Regions from separate parts of the Mus musculus genome. Here all the other regions are linked to region 1. Evidence: chromatin loops called from intact Hi-C (ENCODE). Cell type or tissue: gastrocnemius. All regions are shown on one strand.

Region 1 (8,000 bases):
CGGGCTGGACTGCTGGGCTGGGGGCTGGGCAGGTGGGGGCGCGGTGCCGGCTGCGGGCTCGGGCGGCTGCAGCTCTCTGCTCACTGTCGGTAGGTAGAGCGCGCGCTCTCACTTAGCTCTTTCCTCTAACAGCCCAGGCGAATTCCTCAGACTCCCGGCGGTGGCGGCGCTTACACGCGATTCGCGTTCATCAATCCACGACATGAAGACAGGCGAGCGAGCGAGCGAGCGAGCGAGCAAGAGAGAGAGAGAGAGAGAGAGAGAGAGAGAGAGAGAGGGAGAGGGAGAGGGAGAGAGAGAGAGAGAGAGAGAGAGAGAGAGAGAGAGAGAGACTGGGGGAGAGGGGGTTCAGGGCTGGGGGGGGGGACCTGGAGGAGAGGGAGGGAGGAGAGGCGAGGAATGGGGGTGTGGTGTGTGTAGGGGGTGGTGAGCCAGCCCTAGCTAATGGACAAGGCCAGCTTTTCCAAGGTGTGCACTCTAGTTTGAAGGTGTTCCCCCTTTTCTTTCCTTTTTGAGAGATACCTGAGCCATCAGGTCAACTCAGGTTACCTCAACAGGTAGAGGACCCCCAGGAGGTGAGAGTTAGTAAGTCAGGGCTGAGCCTGCAATCCAAAAGATGAGTTCTCTGAGGTTCCTTAAGTCTGAGGACTCTGAGAAGCCCAGCATGGTGATCATGTACCCCAAACCCTTCAGCCTGCACAATCTCCAGCCTCTGGTCTCTCTTCAAGGTCTGGAGCTGCTCTGTCATTTTTATATCCTGGGGACTCTTGTCTCTTGACTGCTCTTGGGGGGCACTCTATATGCCTCAGCATGACCTATAGAAAGCAACCTCTCCAAGGAGTAGGGAACCCCAATAGGCTTGGCTGGGAGAACCTGAGAGCAAAGCTGTTTATGGGGACTCAAAGGAATAGTTTGTGTGCCCAGGTTTCTGTCTAGCCCAACTCAAGAGATTTCATTTTTGGAGATTACAGCTGGACTGAAGGGTGCAAAAGAGTAGACCTCTTACTGGTTCTCATAAACCACCATCCCTTAGGAAATGCCAGCTCAACCTAGAGGGGCCCTCAGGATTCCCTGCACACACAAGCCCTTCTCCAGGCAGGCTGCCCAGGCCAGGATGTGGAAGGGAACTGTCAACAGACACTCTTTAAATATTTACCCACACTTTCTGGGCGGGGGCAGCATCCCCATGCCCAAGACTGGACAAATTCAAGTTAATTCTAATGGAAAAAAAATAACCAACACCCTTCTCTGGCCATGGTGTTTGCAGTTATGTGGGCTTAATTCAGAGAGAAAAGAGAAGAAAGCATAAGAACAATGTGTGCGTGTGGGCTATTGTGCTCATGAAGATGAATAAGAATGATTTTTCCCCCTGTCTTCTTCCTCTACAGTATGTGAGGCCACCTTGGAGCACACTCCAAACACACACACACACACACACACACACACACACACACACACACACTGTATGTACTGTATGTATGTATGTATGTCTCTTTATCCCGGGATAAAGAGACACACCAAGTGCTAGTTCATTTTACACTACCCATACTCATTTCTGGAAGTGGCCACTCTGACTTACAGACCTGTACATACATATGCACACCAGGCACATTCACATAGTGCTTGATAAACATATACATTTGTAGGTTTTTGTATCAAGAAAAAAAATCCATCTGATCTGCCCACACCCCACATCCTGAGGTTTGCAGGTTAGGCAAGGAAGGACTTGGTTAGAAAACCAGATCTTTTCCTTTCCTTCTGCCCATATGAGACAACTCTGGGCTGGCTCTAGTCATCAAAGAAAGAATGGCAGGGCAAAATAGGATAAAAAGAGCAACTCTCCCCTGTCCTTCTTTTATTTAATTAATTATTGGGGAAATGGATACTCTTAGCCAGATTCCTAAAGGTGATTCATTGGTGTCTAGGCAAGAGACCCTATTAGAATCTTTTGCATTTAGGGAACTCACCACTAATGAACTTAGGAACTGCCCAAACTCTTGGACACAGAACTTGAGCTCTGAAGCAGCAGAAGAGAAGGGTCCAGAAGTGCAGTAGGCTTCAGGTCTCACTAGAGTCCAGAACATTGGGGGGGGGCACCCCAGAGCATCTCCTCCCCTCTCCCCCCCCAACCGCCCTCCCCTCACCGCCAGAGCCTGCTGCATCTTTGACTCCAGCCTTGATCTGAGAGATCTGAGAGACTGCTCAGTACAGAACTGAACAAGGTGGATTCTGGGTTCCTAGCATCTGACACGGAGGACTGTCATAAATACTTTCTCTTTTCTGACTGGAAAGAGGAGCCTCAGAGGGTCCAGATCCTCTCTGGGGCCTGTGCCTTATCTTTTAGGGGGTGGGGATCTATTTCCAGGTTTTATGGTGCAGCAAAAAAAAAAAAAAAAAAAAAAAAAAACCACAACCTGCTACAGAGCTATTCTTCTGGGCCTTTGTGTCTTGGAATGCGACTGTCCTGAGCATGCGACTGCCTGTCCAAGAAACTCATCAGTCCTGTAAACCTTGGTCGGACTTGATTTCCCCTTTGGGGGCTTGTCTCGGCTTTTGTCTGTCTGTCTATCTATAATCTATCTATCTATCTATCTATCTATCTATCTATCTATCTATCTATCTATTTTCTTTTACACCTATCTGCTTTATTTTGCCCTCTGAGTCTGGAAATAAAAGAACTGCAAGCAGCCATTCTCGCGGCTGCTCTGTCCCACTGCCCAAGGCCTGCACCGCCCTCTTAGGTACCACGGATTTATGTTCGTTTGTTCGGGTCATTCCGCCTTTTTGTGTTAATTACTTGCTCCTCACTTATCTCCACAAGCGATTATTTTTGATGCCTGCCCTCTTTCGTCTCCCGAGCTCGCCGGTAGAGTGAGGACCCATCTCCTGCTGCCACTCACGAATTATTTACACCTCGCAGGTGAGAGGGTTGATTTGTTCAGAGGCAGTGGGGCCGAATCTGGCAGAAGCCAGGGCCTTTCTGACTGAAGCTTCCACTCTGGCCAGAAATGTCAGCAGGCCAAGCCGGTCGGAGGGCACTTCTGCCTCTAACATTGAGCAACAGCGCCACCTCGCGTTCACTTGTTCCAATGCAAACTGGTTGGAGAAAAGCCAGCAGAGATCCCAGGCTGAGCCGAAGGCAAGTTGGGAGAAAGAAGCCTCTAAACAGCTCCAAAGGAGAGGGATTCCCGGAAGGTAGTTGCCTCTGTTCTTTAGTTCTCTAAATTCTTGAAATAAACCTTGAGAAGGGTTCCACACTGTCCTCTTTTGTTACCCTCCCTTCAGGAATAAAGAAACATTGCAAAGGAATGGCCAGAATCTCCTCCACTCAGGCGTTTTTCTAGTCTAGAAAACCCTTTGCGCACGCGGATGCACCACTCTATCCGAAGCTCCCAGGACCTCTGCTCCTGGCACGTACCCTAAACTCCCAGGCCCCCTTATCCTGATGCACAGTTTATTTCCGCTGCTGCCTGCAAGACTTCAGAGTAGGACTCTGACTGTTCCAGGCTGCCCCCACTCCCCAGTTTGTAGCCCATTCCTTGAATGCTCTTCACCTCTCCCTCTCAGCCAGAAAGATCCTGATCTCCGTGGGCCATAGACAAAACATTCCTATAATCCGATTTCAAAGGAAAGAGTGTCCACCTTATTTAAACCATAAAACAATTAAGCCCAGACGTCTAGCCAGCTCTGCACTGCTGTTTTGTTCAGCCCCATTCAGAACCTAGAGCAGGGAGACAAACAGGGCCATAAAAGTGGCATTTCTGGGCTACGGAAATGTACCTATCTGCTGCCTTCCCAAGTGAGACAACCTTTAGGGTTTTGTGATTCCGACAAAGGAGCAGAGGAGAGGTGGGAGGGAAGATGAGGGGAAGAGGGCGTTTGCTAGCCTCTCTCCTAGCCTGCTTTCATTTCTCTCCCCAGCTGTGTGTCATGTTGTTTTAATTCATAAATGGTAATGAATAAAATCGAATCTAATCCGGACCTGGAGGCTGGAAACCGAAATTAAAGAGTGGACCTACTCTAAATCCCATCATTTACTGGGGTCCTACAAACTCTGAGGTCCTCTTTCCTTTCCGTAGCAGCAAGGCTGGCTCTGGAGGGTAGGTTTCATAAAGCAGGGCAGGCTGGAGGACTCAGAAAGGAGGCTTCAGGGCCTTGGAGCAGGGGTGGAGTGGAAGCCCGGAAACAGCACTGAGCTTAAGAAGGGAAAGAAGCCGGCATCCTGATGGTCCAGACTGTAGGAAAGAAGGGTGTCTTGGCTCTCTCATCAAGTGCAGAACTTAGGCCAGGGTTACAGAATATCAAAAAGGCCAAAGGGAAGAATGAGGTAGTGAGAAAATATATACAAATGAATTACCTTCCCAAAAGGAGCAAGGAGTTGATGCTAAGAGAGGTGGGGGCAAGTCTATTAAGCAGGAAAGAGTGAATACATTAAAGGCTGATAAGTTGTTGCCACTTGATTGGAGGGTCCAGCAATATTAAAGAAACAAATCTTCCAATCCTTCTAATTGGAAGAAGAGGGTAGGAGACTCAAATAATGGGGCAGAGGTTGTCCATACAAATGTCCACCAATCCTGATGAGATGAGTTGGATGGAACAACACAGAGGACAGCCCTCCCCACCCCAGTTATATTCTTTTAGGTGGTGTCCTCCGGGTACTCAGAGCAACACTCTGTGTCCTTGGAAGAGTGGACAGCCCAAGATATTAAAGGGCTATATTTCAAAGTCTAATTTTAATAGTTTCCAGATTGGGGGATTTCTGAGAAAGGGGGTGCTGGGCTGAGGCAGACCCAGTAACTATGTCTGCTTCTGATTAGCCCATGAAAACTGTTAGCTCCAGAGAAGGAAGGTTCTAGAGAAGGCTATAGTGCAGTCACCCAGCCCTACCAGGCAGTTAGCTACATATCAACACCTCTGTGCTTGGGGTCCTACAGCCACCAGAGAGCACCCCATTCCTAGCTAGTCCCTAGCCGGCTCCTTGGAGCCTGGCTTCACCATTCCCTAGCAGTACTGCTTAGGTGACCTTAGTCACCCTGATCATTCATCAACATTCAGATTTTGGAGGGGGGAATAGAAGGGGACAGAAGTGAGAAGATCGGGGATGAATTCATTAAAAAGAAACTAATTCTGATTACATTGACTTTGCTACCTATTTCCTCTTTTCTAATATTTTCTCATGCCTTCCTTCTTTACTTCTTCTCCACCCTTCTGTCGTTTTTTCTTGCATTTTCATTTCTTCCTTCTTCCTCCTTCCCCACTTCTGATTCAGAACTTAGTGCCGGTCCCCTCAGTGTTTCTTGAGGCCATGGCCTTTCCTCCTAGCTGACCATCCCACTACCTTTCTTTTTCAGTCAACCCTGAAAGCACCACAGCACCAAAAACAACCAGGCAAGAAGCCAGTCTGGGCCCTCACCCAGCACCCAATTTTCATCTTCACCTATCTCTTCTCTCTGATCTCATGTACTCATAAATTATTACAATTAATTACAGCCAGCAAAATCATTCAAGCAGTGCTCCCCACACGCTCCATCAAGCCACTAGGAAACTCATAGGCAGCCAGCCGGGGCAGGCACAAGGAGGCCTCTGCCTCAGCAGCCTCCACCCCTCCCCTAGAGCCCCCACCCCCCATTCTGCCCTGCCTGAAGAGAAGCTGCAGGCATTTGCCCTTCCAAGGTAGAGGGAGCCCCTTCTCTGGTTCCAGTTTCCCTTAGAGGATTTAAGCACTTGCCTCTTCGACAGAATCACAAGGAATAAAATGATGAGAGCTAGATGCGAATGCGTTTCTTTCTTTTTTTTTTTTCCAAGTGACTTAGATATATTAACAGAGTTCTACTGTAACAAACAGAACAACATTACAGGACGACGGACGATGGGGAGGGACGCTGGGTTAAGAACACTGCTCTGTACATGCCTGAGGCAGCAGCCTGCATTTGCAGCCTGATCCAGCCAGCAGCGCAGTCCGGCCCTCAGCTCTGGACTGGGGATCATCATTGTGTGTCTTTTTGTATGAAATCTGCCCGCAGAGCGCCCAAGGCCCAGGAAGGAATGGCCCAGACCAAATATGAGAGAGAGAGAGAGGGAGAGAGGGAGAGAGGGAGAGAGGGAGAGAGGGAGAGAGGGAGAGAGAGAGAGAGAGAGAGAGAGAGAGAGAGAGAGAGAGAGAGAGAGAGAGAGAGAGAGAGAGTTTTTCAAATACTGGCTTCTCTGAAGAAAGAAGGAAAAAAATTCACATTTGTGTGTGTCATTTATTTCAGTTGCGCTGGGGAAGAGAACGCAGTTTCTCTCCTGCCTCCTCCTCGATGGATAGAACTAACTCTAAACACCAATTTCTCAACACTTAACCCTCCCACATCGCAAGAGTTTGCATTTTTCCCCTTCCTTTTTTTTCTTTTCTTTTTAAGACGGTGGGCTTTTCTCTATCTTGTTCTTTCCTTTTCTTTTCGTGCTTTCTCCCGCCTGGGTTGGGGCATTTTTTGTGGGGGTTTTTGTGTTTCCCTTGGCTGTGCCGAGGCAGCAGGCTGGGGCAGGGCTTAGGATTGTTCCTTGTCGGTTTTCTCTTTATTCATCTTTTTCATCTTCATCCTCCGGTTCTGAAACCAGATTTTGACCTGCCGCTCAGTGAGATTGAGAACACGGGCCACCTCGTACCGACGGTCCCTGGTTAAATACATATTGAAGAGAAACTCCTTCTCCAGTTCCAGCGTCTGGTACTTGGTGTAGGGGCAGCGCTTCTTCCTTGTGGAACGGGCGTGGATCCAGTTGGCCACGGGGTTGCCTGGAGGGACAAACACGGGCAAGGGTCAGTAAAGTTCCCTTCCAGCTCAGGACCTCTGTCATCCCACCCTAGGTTTAGTCAAGCTCCCCAAACTCAATAATTGAACCTGAATTTGGACACATTTTGCTTTAGGCATCTCCTCCTTTCTCTTTTGCATCCAGCCCCCTCCCTATATCCCCTCCCTGTTCAGCTTCCAGCACCTAAAACTGTAGTAAAATTTAAGCTACCAAAGCTCCCACAGTCTGGTCCTTAGCTTCAAGAGTAGTAATTCGAGAATATCCTCATAAAAAGTCCAAATTCCCAACCATTTCATAGGCCCATAAACGCTTCCCTCTCTTGTTTTTTATTTTTATAGCAAGGTCCCTCTCCTCCCCACCTCCCTCCTCCTCTGCCCCCTCCCATCCTCACAGACACGACCAAGTCCTGAGAGTCCCTGAACCCTCACTTCTTTCCAGTACCCATCTCCGGCTCAGAATTCAACCCTGCTGAGGCGAATTATTAGGGTGAAGTTATCAGGATGGGGAAAATCTTCCCCTCTCCTCACAGAGCTGCTGGCCTTGGAGAAAGGCTCCCTCATATGTTGGACTCCAGTGCCCCCCTCCTCCAGCCAGCCCCAGGACAGCTCTGCAGGAGACAACCCTCCAATTTCAGGTTTATGGGAGTAGCTGAGAGCAGGGAGGGAAGGCTTCAGAGGGGTATAATTAGGCCCTGGCCCCTTATAGAGCTAGAGGAAAAGATTTCCTGAAGTCTCCTCCCGGGGATCCCCCAGACACTTCCTCTCATCCAAGGGACTGTACCCCTCCCCTGCTGTTTCTCCTTCTTCCTCTCCCCCTTTCTTTGACCCTGCAGCTTACACCTGCCCCCACCTCTTTACCTAGTCAGCAACCCCCCCATTCTATGCAACACTCAGAATTCTCTCTCTCTCTCTCTCTCTCTCTCTCTCTCTCTCTCTCTCTCTCTCTCTCTCTCTCTCTCTCATATCTGAAGATTCTTTCCTTGTTATATATATTCCTGATCCCCATTTACAACTCCTTCTCTCCTGTGGACACTTAAAAGTAGGTTTTCAAGTTTAAGGAAACTCGGACCTTACTTCTCCTCCACTTATATCTGGAAGTCCTGACCTAAGTTTCTAGGCTGTGCACCCCCAGATTCTTCTCCTGGGGGAGAAGTCAGTGGACCTTCTGTTTTATTAACCCCTAGTGGGTTGAAGACTACCCACTCTGGC
Region 2 (8,000 bases), 130 kb before region 1:
TGGGCTCTCCCTCCTATGCTTTCTCCCCAGCCCAGATAGGACTTAACTTTTCCAGGTCCTTGCTTTCACTGAGTATTGCTGGGGGTGAGGCATGGCGTGTTCACAGAGTGCCCCTGGGCTGGTGCAGGACTTCAGTTGCGACTGCAGGATCCAGTCGGTGCTACCTTGTCAGGTGATCCAAGGAGCTCAGCAGGAGTCAGCTGGGTTTGGTTGTATCTGGAGATTGGTGGCAGTATGGCATCTCTTTCTCTGGTCCCAGTTGAGGGGCTCCTTCACTCATGATGCTAGACAGGACTCAAGAGCAAGGCAAGTCAGGTGTCTCCTGGGTATAAAGTGAAACCCAGAACTATGCCCGTGTCCCCTGGAGCTTCTGTGGGATTTCCCCTGATGCAGAGGACCAGGGTTTCCATGGCCATGCATGCACACATGTGTGGAGCTGTCAGGGTGTGGGTTTGTAGGGAAGGGAACAGTAGTGAAGACACAGGTCACAGGGAACAGACCCCATGTCTGGTGAGAGAAAACTTAGGAATGGCTCAAAGGTATTCAGGGAGAGACAGAAGAGTAGAAACAATGGTTTTAATTCAGGAGGGTTGTGTGGAGGAGGAGAGCTGGCTTCAAATTGAGAATGAAAGACATCAGCAAAGAGAATGCTTGAGACGGGGCAAGCACTTGAAGCTGAATCAGAAGACTATGGGATCCCAGTTGACAGCTGCTTCCAGGGTTCTTTCCTCCTTGTTTGTAAAGAGGAGATAAACGCATGCGATAGTCCTGATTTTATTAAAAAAGCGCTCTCTCAGTGTGTGTGTGTGTTTGTCTGTATGAAAATTACTCTACAGGAAGCTACTTGGGCCTGAGATTTAATATATACAAACACTGTCAGCTCCTCCCTTCACGTGACAGAGCAAATATTAATATAGCTAGGACAGCAGTCCAACATTAGGTCTGCCACCAACCAGTTCATTCAAGAGGCCTCAGTTTCTCCTGAATCAATCTCCTATGATAATTTATAGAATTCAAGGTCCTTACCAGTGTGGGAGAGGTCGTAAGTTCCAGGAGTCTCCGAGGACTCTAGGGAAGGGCAAGGGCTCCTTGGTGGGAGAACCAGAGGCTTTTACATGACTACGGATCTCAGTCTTTCTAGACCAGACCCCTGGCAGGAAAATGGGCATGTAGCCCACCCCTTGCACAGCCTGTACACCAAGGCTACATTCCCTTCCCCCTTCCCCAGCCACTCAGGATGGAGAGGGGGGTGCCGAGGGGGTGGGAGCCCCCCCCCCAAGTGGCTTTGAGCCGGAGCACAGCAATTACGCAGGAGGATTTATGTCCCTCTGCCTTTAATCGGAAACTCCGTGTCAAGAAGAAAAATCTGCACTGTCCTCTGGCCCAGCTTCCTGCTTTATCATTATTATTGCAGGAAGGTTGATTTGGAAACTTAAAGAAAAGTGGGGTTGGGGGTGGGAGCCACCCGGGAAGGGGAGGTGCGGGGCACAATGATGGCCTTCTTACTGTTGGCCCTGACTTGCCTCTCTCTATTTCCAGACCCTCACTGCCAACAGATGAAGCTGTGGACCATGGTTTAGACTCCAATATCAAGGCAGACTGGAGCAGGGCCAGGGTGCCTGCAACCTCCTTGTCCCTTTCTCCTGGACACCTCTGTCCTTCACTCTAAGCCTCCTAGCTATCTCTTACTGCTATAGACCCTTCTCCTGCGAGATCTCAAACTTTCAGAGATGAGAGACTTTTATCATGGACCCAAGCAAACAGGGGACTCTTCTGCAGCTGTTTCTTTTGTGCAAGATTGTGGGGTGAGCTGTGGCCTTTTAAAGCAAGACCCAAGAACATGACAAAGGACAAAGGGTGAGGCAGTATCTGGGAGTTCTGAAGGGCAGGCTAGAAACTAGAGGGACATTAGGAAGGGCCAGGGCTAAGTGTCCCAGAAGCCAGAACATTGGGAGCCGGGGCGATACTGAGAAAGAGAGGCAGGGCTGGCAGTCACAGGAGATAGCTAAGGTAGGAGGGTCTTGCATAGAGATTCCAGGGCCATGTTAAAGGGAAGGAGAAGTCAGGGGCTGGGGGAACTCTAGGGGAGGAGAGAAGGTAGACTGACCAGACTGGGCAGACAGAGGCTCTTACAAGGATGCTGTGAAAGAGTCTGTCTATTGGTGTGTGTGTGTGTGTGTGTGTGTGTGTGTGTGTGTGTGTGTGTGGCTGGAATCTGCCAAGGAATGGGTATTCTGGCAATGATGGAGGGGGAGGGTAGAGAACAGAGGAACAGCTGGTGGCTGGCTTGTGTGTGAATGTGTGGTGGGGGACTTGGACCAAGGATGCTGGAACCAGTTGCTGTGGTCGGTAATCCTCCCACAAAGAATTCTCCTGGCTAGTCTCTGCTGAGAGGAGCTGCGCTTCCCTCAAAGCACCTTATACTTTGGAAGCTGTCATCTGGGTGATGGGGAGAAGTGAGTCCCAGGAAAGAAGGTCCCCTTCAACCCCCCTGCCCTCCAGGATTTCACTCTAACAGATGGGAAGGGCAAGGATCAGCCTTTGGAGTCAGTTCTCAGACACCGATTCCCTGTGCACACTTCTCAGGGGCCCAGGTTTTACCCCTGCAGCAGGACAACAGCAATAGTTACAGGTCAGGGTGTTACAAGGTAAGCATGATTGTATCCAGCTTTTGAACCTGTCTTGGGACAATTCCTGTGTCCTACTAAATTTCTTTAATAGTATGCATGAGTCCTCCTCTTCTGATCCTCACAACTACTTCTTGAGGGGCTTAGGCAGCTGATATCCTCATGATAGAAAGCATAGCACAGAGGAGCTGGGTGACTTGCCCAAGGTCACACAGCACATCCCATGAGCAGCCAGATGAAGCCTGGGGGGAAGGAAGGGTTCATGATCTTCCTTTGGGTCACCTCTCTCCATGCAGCACCGGGATACGGGGTTAATTTTAGGGCATAGGAAGATTGGAAGCTGAACCACTTCCGATCTTCCTGCAGCCTGGGCTCTGTGCCTCCTCCCCAGCTCCATGAGGTTTTATAGCTGTTTATGAGCAATTTCTGCCCGTATATCACTGGAGATATATGGCCAGGCAAATATTAGGGACTAGAGTGGAGGTTTTAAGAGGCACATTTTATTGCTGCTGAAAGTAGGCATGATAGACAGCCCGTGGAGACCTACCTTCTCTGCTGCCTGGCAGTGGCCGGGTGGTGGCAGCATGGACTGGAGTTCAGCTGAGAACCAGCTGCCAGGCTCGAGTGTATGCTGGCACTCAGAGGTGCCCTAGTAAAGGGACAGACACACTGAAAGGACAGGCTGTGTCTCTCAAGGAGTCATGAAAGTAGGTGTGGGTGTGGGGGGTGCACACGAGGTCAGAGGGCACAGCCTGGCTTGGACAGAACTCTCTTCAAACCCAAGTGGAGGACTTGGAGTTCCTGAGGGTTTCATTCACAGAAATGCAGATTAAGTCAAGACAAGCTTGCTGGGGCTGTGGTATAGCTTTAATCCCAGCACTAGGGAGGCAAAGGCAGGCAGATATCTGGGTTCAAGGACAGCCTAATCTGCATAATGAGTTCTGGGACAGCCAGGGCTACATACAGAAGCCCAGTCTTGAAAACAGACAGACAGACAGACAGACAGACAAGCTCAAGAGAGAACCCTGACAAGGCCAGCCCCTGGGGAAAGGCTGCACCTTTATCTTCGTTGTCTTCTATGAGAGTCTTTAAGACTGTTATCTCATGAAGGAGAGCCCCCTCCCCAAACTGCCCCAGCCGGAGGTGACTGGGTACCATGACCTCGTCTGCTCTAGGCTCCTGTTAGGAGACCCTGGAGGGAAATATCTACTCAAGCAAGCCTGCCCTGTATGGGCTGTTCATGCTGGGGAGCAAGGAGAGGCTTCTTGGTTTGCAGCATATGGAGAGAAGATGTTCGGGGGAATCCTCATTCCTGATTTAAGCAGCTCCGACAGCTTTATGGTGCCTCCTTGAGTGAGCCCCCAACGTTGGCCGTTTAACTTTTTAGCGTCGTTTAACGCTTAGGCTCCAGCCGACAGGCAGGCCTCTCGGCCCCAGAGGCAGATGCACTAAATCAGGACACTCTGAGGCCCCGATAAATAATTTTTACAGGGCACACAGCCCATAGATCACCAATGGGGGAGGGGGAGGCTGTGATATTTCAACCAATCGTCATATGAGACTACCCCATGCTTTGACTCCAGATTGTCCACAAGGCAGTTGGCTTTATAACAGAGGATCCCCGTGAGGGGCTTAGGGAGATGGACCTTGCACAACCTATCACCCCCATGGCCTGGGAGTACGGTGTGTAAGTAACTCAACTTGAGGTTAGCCAGTGAACACCACTGTCCTTCCAAGCCTGAGGAAGAGAATAAACACCCTGCAGCTAGAATGTCACTTTTCAAGCTATACTGTCCTGGTCCTCTGTCACTGTGGAACCTAAGGACTCACAAGAGACCAGCACAGGGCATGGAACTGGAAGGAGGGCCATACAAGGCCTGGCAAGGTGGAAAGGTGGCACTGAGATCAGGGTGAACAGAGACCAGGCAGGCCCCTCAAGCTATTTAAGTCTCTAGGGAAAGAAACAATGGCAGAGACCCTGTTGGGAGTATGGAAGAAGAGAGCCAGGTAATTAGAGGGATAGAAAAATGGATATGAGAGAGAAGATATGTGAAGATTAAGACAGAAAGAAGGGGGCTGGAGAGATGGCTCGGTAGTTAAGAGCGCTGACTGCTCTCCTGAGTTCCCAGCAACCACATGGTGGCTCACAACCATCTGTAACCTGTTACAGGATCCCATGTCCTTAGAGCAACAGTGTACTCATATACATAACATAAATAAGCAAATCTTTTTTTAAAACGACAGAAAGGACAAGGGAAGACCAGTTAGTTACTGTACAGGAAATGGTCTTTCTCTGAGGCCCGGTGCCACGCAGGGAAAAGAGAGCTGTGTCCGAGGCAGGCTGCCCTGCTGCACCCACCAAGGCAACCTTCTGCGGTTCCAAGCTCGGGCTTCCTCTTGTTGGGTGCCCCTCCCTCCGGTGCCCTTGCCCCGTCCCCTCATCTGTAAGGTCCTGAGATTTGCTGGGACACTTAATCCATATGGAGCTGATTCATTCCCATCTAAATCATCCCAGCGAGCTTCTCTAAGAGCCCTCTGATGTGCCAGCCACCATTGCTCTCCCTGGGCAGCAGCGGGCTGGGGGCTGCCAGTAAACAAACCTCCGCCACCATCCATCCATCCTGGCTCTGGCCATCAGTCCTGCCAAGACCATTCATCTCTCCAGCTTTCCTCCCCACCTCCTCCAGCCCTCCCTCTCCTCTCAGTCCCTCTCTGGGTTCCCTCCCCATCAGGCCTTGGCTAGAGTCTCTGCCTCTCCTCCTTGTCCCAGAAGATGTTAAAAGGGTCTTCCCAGCCATCCCCCTTAGTGTAGCAGAAGCCTTACATTACTTCTGGTCCAGCAAGGTGAGGTTTTCCTGGTTCATTGCCTTCCAAGAAGAGAATCGTTCCAGTCTGATTTACTGTTCAGCATTGATGTTCCAGGGGAGTTCTTTCTTCTGTCTACCTTACTGACTTGTGATTCACACGTGATCATATGTCTGGATGGGCATGAGGGCAGGTGATAAGGTCCCTTTCTTCTTCCCTTCCCTTCCCTTCCCTTCCCTTCCCTTCCCTTCCCTTCCCTTCCCTTCCCTTTTCTTTTCTTTTCCTTTCTTTTCTTTTCTTTTCTTTTTCTCTCTCTGTCCCTCCCTCCCTTCCCTTTCTTTCTTTCTTTCTTTCTTTCTTTCTTTCTTTCTTTCTTTCTTTCTTTCTTTCTTTCTTTCTTTCTCTTTCTTTCTTCCTTTCTTTCTTCCTTCCTTCCTTCCTTCCTTCCTTCCTTCTTTCCTTCCTTCCTTTCTTTCTTTTCCTTTTTTTTGAGACAGAGATTCTCTGTGTAGTCCTGGCTGTCTTGGAACTTGCTCTGTAGACCAAGCTGGCCTTAAACTCACAGAGATCTGCCTGCCTCTGCCTCCTGAGTGCTGGGATTAAAGTTATGTGCCATCACTGCCTGGCCAAGGTGATAGGGTTCTACTAAAGTTTTGGAGCCTCTGATATTTACAACATGGCCCTCTATGAGTTAATGTGCTATTTGGGGTACAAGCCCAGTGACATAGACAGCTCTCTCCTCTCTTTCCCTGAGCAAAGTCCCATCCACTGCCAGAGGCACACAGTGAATGTTCAGCATTTATGATCTTGTTAGTGCCCATGAGTGTAATATAACGTAGAGCTTGGAAGGTTTTCATTGGATCCCAGAAGGACAGACTGCAGTACTTCAGTCCAACCACGCTTGTAGTAAATGCACAAGAAAGTTTCTCTCATTTCTGCACTCCTTTCAATCTCCTGTTTATTTTTATTTTCTCTTTTCTATCTCTTCTTTTCTTTTGAGACAGGATCCCGTGGTATTGTCCAGGCAGGCCTTGAACTCCTGACAATCTTGTGGTGATGGATCTTCCTGTCTCAGCCATCCCAAGGGCTAGGATTACAAGTATGCGCTACTATGCTCCATTTATTTCTCTCATTCCCCACTTCTCCTTTTTTGTCTCTATGGCCTCAAACATGGTAAAAAAGTCTCTACCAATGAGCTCTGGAGCTCCAAATAAGCAGATGACATAGCTTGTGCAAAGTACCCTGAATCCTGGTGGCTGTAGGGTGGAGGAGGATGAGCTCGGTGTGTGGGGCCGGCTTACTCCGGCTCTGAAGTAGAATGACTCCATTTTCGGGATCCCTTTATCCATGGGCACTGGCTTTAACATTAACAGGGGGAGCATTAACAGGGGGAGCATGGAAGGCAACCTGTTCTTGACTGGGTCCTTGTCACTTCCTAGCTCTGCCAGGGGCTGAATGGTAGGGGCTCTGGCAGCTCATCAGGAAAGGAGATAGAGTGGTTTTTATAGCCTCATGGGCTTAAGCTCTAAGACCTGCAGTTCAGGAGCTAGTCTGGGTAGTGAAGGAGGCATTCCATAGATATATGTCTCTATCTTGAGCCCCTTGGCAGTAGTAAATGGGAGATGCCAAGGAGAGTGAGGTACACAAAACTTTCAAATGCCCCACTGGCCATCCCTGCCACAGAGACACCAGGAATAACCCCTTGCCCTGGACAATATTTCACTCTGCAGCCCAAGCTACCTAAAACTCACTGTGTGGCTTGGGTTGGCCTTGAACTCATAAGCACATCTGTTCTTCAGTTTCTGGAGTGCTGGGATGATAGGCATGAGCCACTGAGTACCACTTGGCTAAGCTCACTGGCTGGGCATTTGCTACGCCCCAGACCTGAGCAGGTCAGGTGGAGCACATACTGTTGGAGTTGTCCCCTCCTCCTCTGGCTGTAGGTTCCCCTGTAGAAGTCATTTTGAGTGCACAGAAGATGTGGGGCCTCCAGCTGCTGTCCAGCTGTGAAGGTCCCTTATAGGCCCCTGTTCAGAAAGAAGTATGGAGAGAGCGGGGGTGGGGGTGAGGCATGGCTTAAGAATGATGGGGTGTTTCTTAGCTCTCTGAGCTCAAGACATATGGGGTATATAAGACCAGGCACAGTGAGAATTATTGCCTACTGAAGAGGACGTGGGGGAATATGAAAACATTCAGGTAGAGGTACCCTATTCCTTCCACCCATCACTATACCACCCAATCTATCTGTGCCAGGCTGGATAAGAGGGAGGTGAGAGGCCACCTGAAAACTAACTGTCCTTCAGGACTCATGTGATTCCAAAGTATGCCTTGTCCTGACAATGCACGGAGCAGGATCTGTGGACTCAACAGCAATACTATAGGAAAAGGGCATGGAGCTGTTTCCACCTCCCTGATTCAGTCCAGTGCCCACTTTCTTCCAACATTTGTCATACCTGGTCTAGCACTTCACCCACCTTCTGGCCCACTGCTCAAGGTGCCCCTAGTGCCCTTACTTCTGGATGGTTCCATTCTATGTCCCCTTTGAATTCCTCTTCTTGTACCATACTC
Region 3 (8,000 bases), 190 kb before region 1:
AAGCACGCAGGACATGGCCTCGCTCAATTGTTTATTCATTTCTAAATACCACTGCGTTCGAAATTCCTTTTCTGTAGAGGGATCAGGGCCAGTGGAGAATCCGTCTCATTCTTATCACAGCCTTTCCTGGGATCCCGGAGGGCGGGGCGGGGGAGGGGAGCAATTGGATGGGACGAGCCTAAGGACCAGGTGAAGCTGGACAGCCTACCTGCCAACAGGCCGGGCTCTCAAACCTAGCTCCTGCAGGAGAGGCTGCCACGCCACACTTGACCAGCAGGGGGAAGCAGATGCCCGGCCTGTAGCACCCAGAAGTGGTGTGCCAGCTCGGCTCCGCATTGGGTGGTTAGAGCTGAGGAAAGCAAAGGGAGACCAAGGCGTGCGAACCGCAAGGTCAATGCCCTTACCTCTGAACCTCTGTGTACGAGAGTGAGGTAGTTTCCAGGTGAAATGCACAGAGGTCACGTGTCTTAGAATGCACCCAAACGCCAAGTCATCATTTTATTATGGTCAGAGGGGACTCAGATTGTCTGATGGTCCAGTGCCTTAATCTTGAGATGAGATAGCTGAAGCTGGGGGAGGTCAAACGGCTAATCCAGGCTTGCAGCAGTTTGTGTATACATCCCTGCTGCCGTTACTAGTGAGGTCGGTGCATCTGTCGGTATGAAGCAGCCTGAGAATCTACCCCAGGGTGCCTGCTGAAGGTCCTGCTGTCCTCTCACTGGTAACTCTCCTGCCTCTGCCTTGACCTCTCTCTTATGGTTCAGGTGAACCGACTACATGAAGGCTAAGCACTTTCTTCCCTTGACTCCAGTGTTGGGAGCAGGGCAGGACCTCTGGTAATAAAAATGTAAACCTTGCTAGGTGTCGTGTTTCACACCTTTAATCTCAGCAGCAAGGGGACAGAGATAGGTGGATTCTTGTGAGTTCAGGGCCAGCCTGGTCTACATAGTGAGTTCCAGGATTACATAGTGAGACACACTGTTTTGGAAAAGAAAGAAAGACAAATCTCTCTCTCTCTCTCTCTCTCTCTCATTCTCTCTTCATCATCATCATCATCATCCAGATTGGACAAAATCCACCATGTATCTGAAGATGACCTTGAATTTCTGGTCCTCTGCTTCCATGTCTCTTGCTTCCACATCCCAAGTGGACCCACGTGTACCATTATGCCTCACGTGTACCATTATGCCTGTGATAGAATTTAGGGTAGAACCCAGGAATTCGTACGTGTACTATTCAAGCACTGTGCTGAGCTCTGTCTTCAAGCTAAGAGCCACTATTATTCCTTTCATTATTATAGCTGACACTTGTACCAAGATGATTGCCACACATATCACACCATTTAATTATTCGATCCCTCAAGAGCCCCACAGGGAGGGCATTTTGACCACTTGCCCTCCACACACAAGACATCGAGGCTCAGGAGGGTCAAGGGTCTGCCCTGAAATCACACAGCCAGCCAGCAACCCTAGCTGCCCTAGCTGAGTACCAAGTTCCAACCACACAATGGTGCCAGCCACTTGACAACCTACCCAGGTAGACTCTAGAATGCTCATCAAATGTCAATCACTTCTCATTCGCTATTGCCCTGAATCTCTAGCCAATTCCTGTGAATACGTTGCAGCGGAGGGAATGGAAGCTTCAATCAATAAGCAGAAGGGATAGGGGCAGGAACAGGGATAGGGCCAAGCCTCTCAGCCCGGCTGTCTGGCTCCAACTTGCTCCAAAGTCTGCCTTTACCAAAGTCACAAGCACAGTGATGTAGATTCAGAAACAAAACCTGGATTCCTAGAGGACCCAGGTTCGATTCTCAGCACCATGTGGCTACTCACAATCATCAGTAATTCCAGTTACAGGGGATCTGATGCCTTTTTCTGGTCCCCATAAGGTATGCAGATAGTGTGCAGAGTTACAGGCAGGCAACCCACAGTCAGTCAGTCAGTCAGTCAGACAGACAGACAGACAGACAGACTTGCATGTTAGTGTGCAGAGTTACAGGCAGGCAACCCACAGTCAGTCAGTCAGTCAGACAGACAGACAGACTTGCGCGCACACACGCGCGCGCGCGCGCGCGCACACACACACACACACACACACACACACACACACAGACACACACACACTGGATTCCTGGCCTTTTCGATGCTCTTGGTGGTCCCTGGTGTTCTAGAAAGGCAGGCTCCTAGGCGAGGCTAGACAGAGAGGTCATTGGAAGCAGGTTGTCCTCCTTCCATCTTCTTCCGTCTTGGTTTCTCCTTTTGCTTCTTCCACACTTTCTGCTGTGCACGTGTTCTCTGTCCTCTTAGCCTGAGCATCTCCTCTCATCTCTCGGCTTTCCAGATGAGCTCTAGGCCACTTGCTTTTAGCCTGTCTGGACCAGCTTGTAAGTGTGCCTTTGAATGACACTGGCTGCCCTGCAGCAATGCTCAGGCCTCCTGAGCATACTGACCAGAATGATGCCAGCATCAGCTTCCTGCAAGAGAGCTTCAGGGCTGCCAGGCTGAGCAGGCAGCTCCTAGAGAGGATCGGTCACATCCAGGCTGGGAAGGGGATGAGTTCCCTAGCCCACCTCTGCATGCAGCAGCTAGGCACTGTTGCCTGCTCCTGCCTCAGTGGAGCTGGCCAGCCCAAACTGAGAGAGAACTGGGACCCAGGCCTGTTCCAGATCCTGGGGACATTCCACTCCACAGTATCTGGGAGCTCTTCCTGTGGCAGATGCTGGGCTGGGCTCAGACTGGAGGAGCCTCTGGTTCTGTGGACTGAAAGGGGACCTGGACAGGGGCTTCCACAAACAGAACTGGGGGCAGGACCAGGGTCTCTGGAGTCAGGACAGTTCATGTTCCCTCCCTGGCAGGTGGAGTCCAGCTTGGTGGGGGCCTGGCCTTGTTTCCCTTCCTGCATCAGCACAGGCCATGTGAGTATCCTTGGGATGACTTATAATTGGGTGTGTGGGAGGGCGTTAAGATCCCAATTCCTGAGTTCTGAGGGGTAGTTCAGGAATGCAGAGGCCTCTGACTGCCCTTAAGGCTGAGGTAGCAAAGCCCCCTCCTCATCCCCAGCATGGGTAGACTTGTCAGTCAGTTCATATAGGGAACCAGTGTGGGTGTTCTCAGGCTAGGTCACCTCAGGACATTTAGGGGCCATCCCTAACCATTTCCACCGGAGATCCTGTCCCATCTACGGACTTCTCTCTTCTCTGCCGTGTGATCATCTCTTCTCTTCCTTTTCTGTCACACTGTCATGCTCAGCTTTCAATTAGCTAATGGTCCCCCGTCCCCCCGAAAATGTCATCATGAGCCCTTTTCTGGGAAATCCTCCCTGTGGTCTCTCTCAAGTCTCTCTTCCAAAGCAGCCCCTATCCCAATTCATCCGGCAGAGGGGTGTCCTGTGACTGTCCCAGCTCAGTCTGATATTGCCCTGTCTCTTTCACTCTCTTGTGCTTACTTCTCTTTCCTCTTCAGAGTTCCAACATAGTTTCTCTGGCTTAAAATGGGGTAAAAGGCTAAAATAATCCTCACAGTGAAACCCTCTAGGTTAGATATCTGGACTGACTTCCAAATAGTCCAGGAGAGTAGTCCTAAAGAGTATGGCTCCAGGGGAGAAATGGTCTCTGGGGTAAAGCCCTCACCAGGTTCCTTCTTGGCCCACATTTTCCCACCCTGTCAGGATCCTTGGCCTTTATCACAAGTGCTAGAAATGATGCAAAGCTTGAGGTCTCCTCAGGGCCTCACCAGTGTTACAGGCTCCCTGCCCTTGCCCTTTATCCTGGTCTAGGACTTGTAAGTGCTGTTCTTCATCTACTCAGCCATCTCTTTAGGACCAATGGAGTCTCTGGAGAGCTACATGTGTGGGGAGCCCTGATTGTGGGGCTAGCCTGTGCATTCGGTAGTGCGGGAGACAGAACATGTCTGAGTGGCTCTTACTTCAGCCTCTGGCCTCTGTTTCACCTAGCCTTAGCTGTGTCCAAGACGAAGCATTACAGAGCCCAAGCATGCGATGACACGAGGGATACTAGCTCTTGATGGTTCACTGATCTCCTGCTGTCTGCTTGTGGCCTCAGGCCAGCCTGACTGATCACCAGCACACCCACAGGGTGCTAAGCCAAAGCTTGCAGATTACCCTGCCTTGAAGGCACAGTAGAAGGCCTTGAGTCTTCACAGTCTGTCTATGATTCTTTCTAAGGGTTACTGGGATCCCTCTCCCAAAGATCTCAGCAGGGGAGAGATTCAGAGGAATAGAACCCATTGTATGCCTGAGCCTCACCCTTACCACATGCTGAAGCCTTGTTTGTTTGTTTGTTTGTTTTTTAAGATGAACATTTTCTGTGTAGTTGTGGCTGTCCTAGACCATGATGGCCTTAACTCACAGAGACCCATCTGCCTCTGCCTCCGAAGTGCTGGGACTAAAGGACAGTACCAAGTGGGACTTTGAAGTGGGACTTGGACATGCTGAACTCTTAGAACTGTACAGTGTGCCAGATATGATACTTTCAGCTTGTAATCCCAACACTTGTAAGACAGGAGGATTGCAGCCTACTCCTTTGGCTTCAGTCTCTCTCCCTCAGGGCTGGAGTCACACGTGTGAGGGAACCATCCAAAATCAAATCTGATCTCTTTGGATGGATAAGGAAACTGAAGCCCAAGAGGAGACATGCCAAAAGCCGGTGGCTATGGAAATCCAAGGCATTAAGCCTTGTTCTGCCTAGCCTGACCTCAGAGCTCAGTCATCTCCTTGCAGCTGCCCAGGCCTCATAACCAGGCTGGGTGCGTATGGCGCCTCTGATCCTGCCCTGAGCAGCCACAAGGGGGCTCTGGGACCAGCCTTTTTCCTTCTGGTGTCTGGTGCTTCGAGAATCCCTGCGAAGCTGGCACGCAGAGCTAGTTTCTTTGCACCTTGGGTTACCTCAGCTCCTGCTCCGGTAGCTGCCACCGAGGGGCCTGTACCACTCCGGACGCTGTTAGACTCATGCAGACTTTGACTTCATCTTACTATCTCAGAATCCTTCCCTTGTCTCAGCTAGCTAGTCCTTCCAGTTGTCTACCTTCTATTTCAACTGCAACTGGGGAAGAAAGGAGTTGGTGGATGCTGTCTCCTCCTCACAGTCCTCCTGATGCTCCTCCTTTGTCCTCAGCTGGGTACTCGTCTTCCTCCTCTCCTCATCTCTTCCCACTCCCATTCCTCCATCCAAGACTGAAAGCTATTCTTCTCTTGCCCACCATCATCCCCCAGAGCACTAGAGTTCTGGCTCTGCTCTGTCATTGCGGAGCCTCGAAAATAGAGTATCAGGAAAAGATGTAAGCTATGCACCAGGAAGGATGAGCCCATGAGTTACAAGGTTTGGCGAAATGAAGGAGGCAGAATGCAGGAAAGCAGCTTGTTCCTCTGGAGCCAGGCTCTGTCTCTGTGGGGTTAAGGAGAGCACTCTGTGACCCACTGGCTCCCACCTATGTCCCACCTATGAAGCAGAGGGGAAGTGGCAGTCCATTTACCTGCACTACGCATCTTTGCGCCTCGGACAACAATGGACACGCTGGTGCTACAAGCGCCTGAGCCTTCTGTCAGGGTTAGAGGAAGGAAGCAGATTCCGTAGTCAGTCATTCCGTGTGCCTTGGAGGCTCAGATGGCCAGATAGAGCCCGCAACCTCCCACAGAGGGGTGGGCAGGCCTGTTTGTGCCCGGGGGCTACACAGCCTCACAACCGGACTGCAGCACCCTAGTCCCAGTGAGGTGACAAACCTCTGCCTCCCCTTCTTTTTCCCAATGTCGGGAAGAGGGCAGAAGGGAGATGCATCCATTTCTCCCCGGCAGAAAAACTGGCTAGGTGTGTGCAGTGGCTCACACCTGTAATTCTAGCCTTAAGAGCTGAGGCTGGAGGATCACTTCAAGTTCCAGGACAGCTGAGGCCACACTGGGAGGCCCCATCAAACAAACAAAGCCAAAACCAAACCAAACCAAGCCGGAAAACAAGAGCAGGAGTGACTAGGCCCAGCTGGATTTGCTCCAGCGGGGGTCAAGGCTCACTCTTCCCTGATTCCCAGCTCAGCTGACCCAGCCCCCAGGGCCCCGCCCTCCAGTTCGGCCCCGCCTTTTTTCTCCTTGCTTTGGGTTCTGCTGCTCTTCCTTGCCTTCCTGGCCCACACTCATAGCCCTAGTTTCTCGTTCCTTTCTTCCACCTGGCCTGCCCTTCTATGCTTCCTTGTGCAAAGGGACCATTTAGGAAACAAGAAGGCGTCCCTCGCATTCCTTCCTGACCTCCTCTGGGGTGCACCCCTGCTTGGTACTTGGAATGCTAAGAACATCTGAGTCTCATCTCTAAGTGTGTTCCGGGAAGGTTGAACAGGATGTGCGGCCTCTGCCTGGTGCTGGGGGTAGTGGTGTTAGGGAGGAACGTCAGGGAGGGCTTCCCAAGAAAGGTGACTATTGGTTGGGTTTTGAGGGATTCGCTAGAGTTTACTTGGTTCATAGTGGGCGTGTGGAGAAGACAGTCCTACTGGAGAGACCACCATGGGTTGGTCTATAAGCTGTGCAAACCCTGTGTCGTGTTGTCCTCTGGTGACAGGTCAGACAACGACGGTTTTAGATGTCATGGAGAGGCTAGCTCTTGAGGTTTGTGTAGAGAAAGCTTCATGGAAGAAGTTAGCTGCGGTTGGGCTAAAGTGTGTGTGTGTGTGTGTGTGTGTGTGTGTGAGAGAGCGAGAGAGAGAGAGAGAGAGACAGACAGACAGACAGACAGACAGAGACAGAGAGAGCGCCAGGGTCATAGAGGACCTGCCTTGAAGCTCCGAGGAGGGGTGGCTTTAATCTGCGCAGTGTAGTGACTCCTACAGGATCCATTGGGTGTCTTTCTCACGGCCCGCCCTGCCCTTCCTCACCTCTCCTGGGCTACTTGGGCCCAGCTGAAGTTCAAGGCAAGGTGGGGTTTGGGGGTAGACTGCAGAACCGGGGGGGGGGGGGGAGAGGGGGGATGAGAACTCGGACATGCAAATGAGATGCAAATGATGCTCGACCACACCCACCCTCTGGGGCTCAATGAGCCACACCCGTGCCTCCTAGTCGTTGAGAGGGGCAGCCCTTGGCCTTTTCCAGCCCCAGACGTGCCTTGCGCCCTCCTGCACTGGCGGAGTCCGGGGAGATCCCTACGCTCGCAGAGATGTCTGTTTCCCCGAGCCAGGGCGAAGGGCAGGCCATGAGGTGCGGAGACTGGGCCGGGTCACAGACAGGGGAGACCGGAGGGCAGGCGCGGTGAGCTCGGAGGCAAAGACCCGCAGGATAATGAGAGAGACGTAAACTAGCGCCGCAGTACCCCCAGGGACCCGGCCACATTCCTGCAGAGCCTTGAGTGACATGGGCAGGCGGGAGGGCTCGCTCACATGCCCGCCGGCGGACGTGCAGCTGTCTCTGCCTCTCGGCTGTCTGCCTGTCCCCAGCCACAGTCCTTTTGTCTGTCCAGTGCTTTGTGTGTTTCTCCCTTTGTCTGCCCGCTTCTTTCCCATCCCCCTTTCTTCCTTCTCTGCCCGCTGTCTGTTAGTCCAGACATCGTTGTCTGTCCCTGCTCACTGCCTAGAGGCCCTGGGCCCTGGCCTCGTTTCCTGTCTAGTTTGGGTCTCCATTTTTTCTTTTCTAGGGTAATAGGCAGCCGTCTGCCTTCTATCATGTTTGTAAAACTCAAGAATGTGGGCAGGTGGCTGTACTTGGATTGCTCTGACATTGTAACAAAGGATTTAAAGCATGTGAGAGGTGACGTGGCTCTCTTCCAAGGACAAACAAGAAGAAAATGCAGCATGAGGCACAATGGTTAGATATTCAGAAGGACTTCCGAGAAGGGAGGCGCATTAAATATTGGAAGAGGTCCACAGAAGAGGTTAAACGACCACCACCATACTCTTCAGTAGGAGGATGGGCAACAAAACCTAACCACTTCAAGAAAAGGCAACAGGGACTTGCACAGGGTACACCCCACCTACACAAGCTCTCACGTTGAGAAGGGGCATGCGGGCAAC

Evidence for each region. Hi-C counts contacts between places; a loop is a spot of excess contacts. Peaks named below come from ENCODE experiments on the same cell type or tissue, not always from the same donor. Only the 100,000 strongest peaks of a DNase experiment are listed, where the experiment ranks them.
Region 2: it touches region 1 in a loop (3-fold over the local background); 8 of 42 quality-filtered maps call a loop at or near these places.
Region 3: a loop joins it to region 1, with 4 times the contacts of the local background. A loop is called at or near these places in 42 of 42 quality-filtered maps.

Annotation. Positions count from the first base shown.
Region 1 is chr15:102,982,670-102,990,669 of GRCm38, reverse strand. It overlaps Hoxc9 (homeobox C9), which reads right to left. Exons shown (of 3, transcript NM_008272.3): 3 at 6,226-6,775. The coding sequence ends at 6,531. Hoxc8 (homeobox C8) reads right to left here and starts at 131. Exons shown (of 2, transcript NM_010466.2): 1 at 1-131. In gastrocnemius, a CTCF peak has its summit at 3,085; a DNase peak (open chromatin) is centred at 3,060; H3K4me3 peaks cover 2,334 bases; H3K27ac peaks cover 2,330 bases.
Region 2 is chr15:103,116,832-103,124,831 of GRCm38, reverse strand. It overlaps D930007P13Rik (Riken cDNA D930007P13 gene), which reads left to right. Exons shown (of 7, transcript NR_045743.1): 7 at 1,540-1,762. Among named protein-coding and RNA genes, the nearest start is that of Gm28876, 16 kb to the right of the region's middle. In gastrocnemius, a CTCF peak has its summit at 3,198; DNase peaks (open chromatin) are centred at 2,254 and 3,231; H3K27ac peaks cover 337 bases.
Region 3 is chr15:103,169,517-103,177,516 of GRCm38, reverse strand. No RefSeq gene overlaps it. Among named protein-coding and RNA genes, the nearest start is that of Smug1, 10 kb to the right of the region's middle. In gastrocnemius, a CTCF peak has its summit at 4,782 (motif pointing right); DNase peaks (open chromatin) are centred at 280 and 4,795; H3K4me3 peaks cover 1,410 bases; H3K27ac peaks cover 3,391 bases.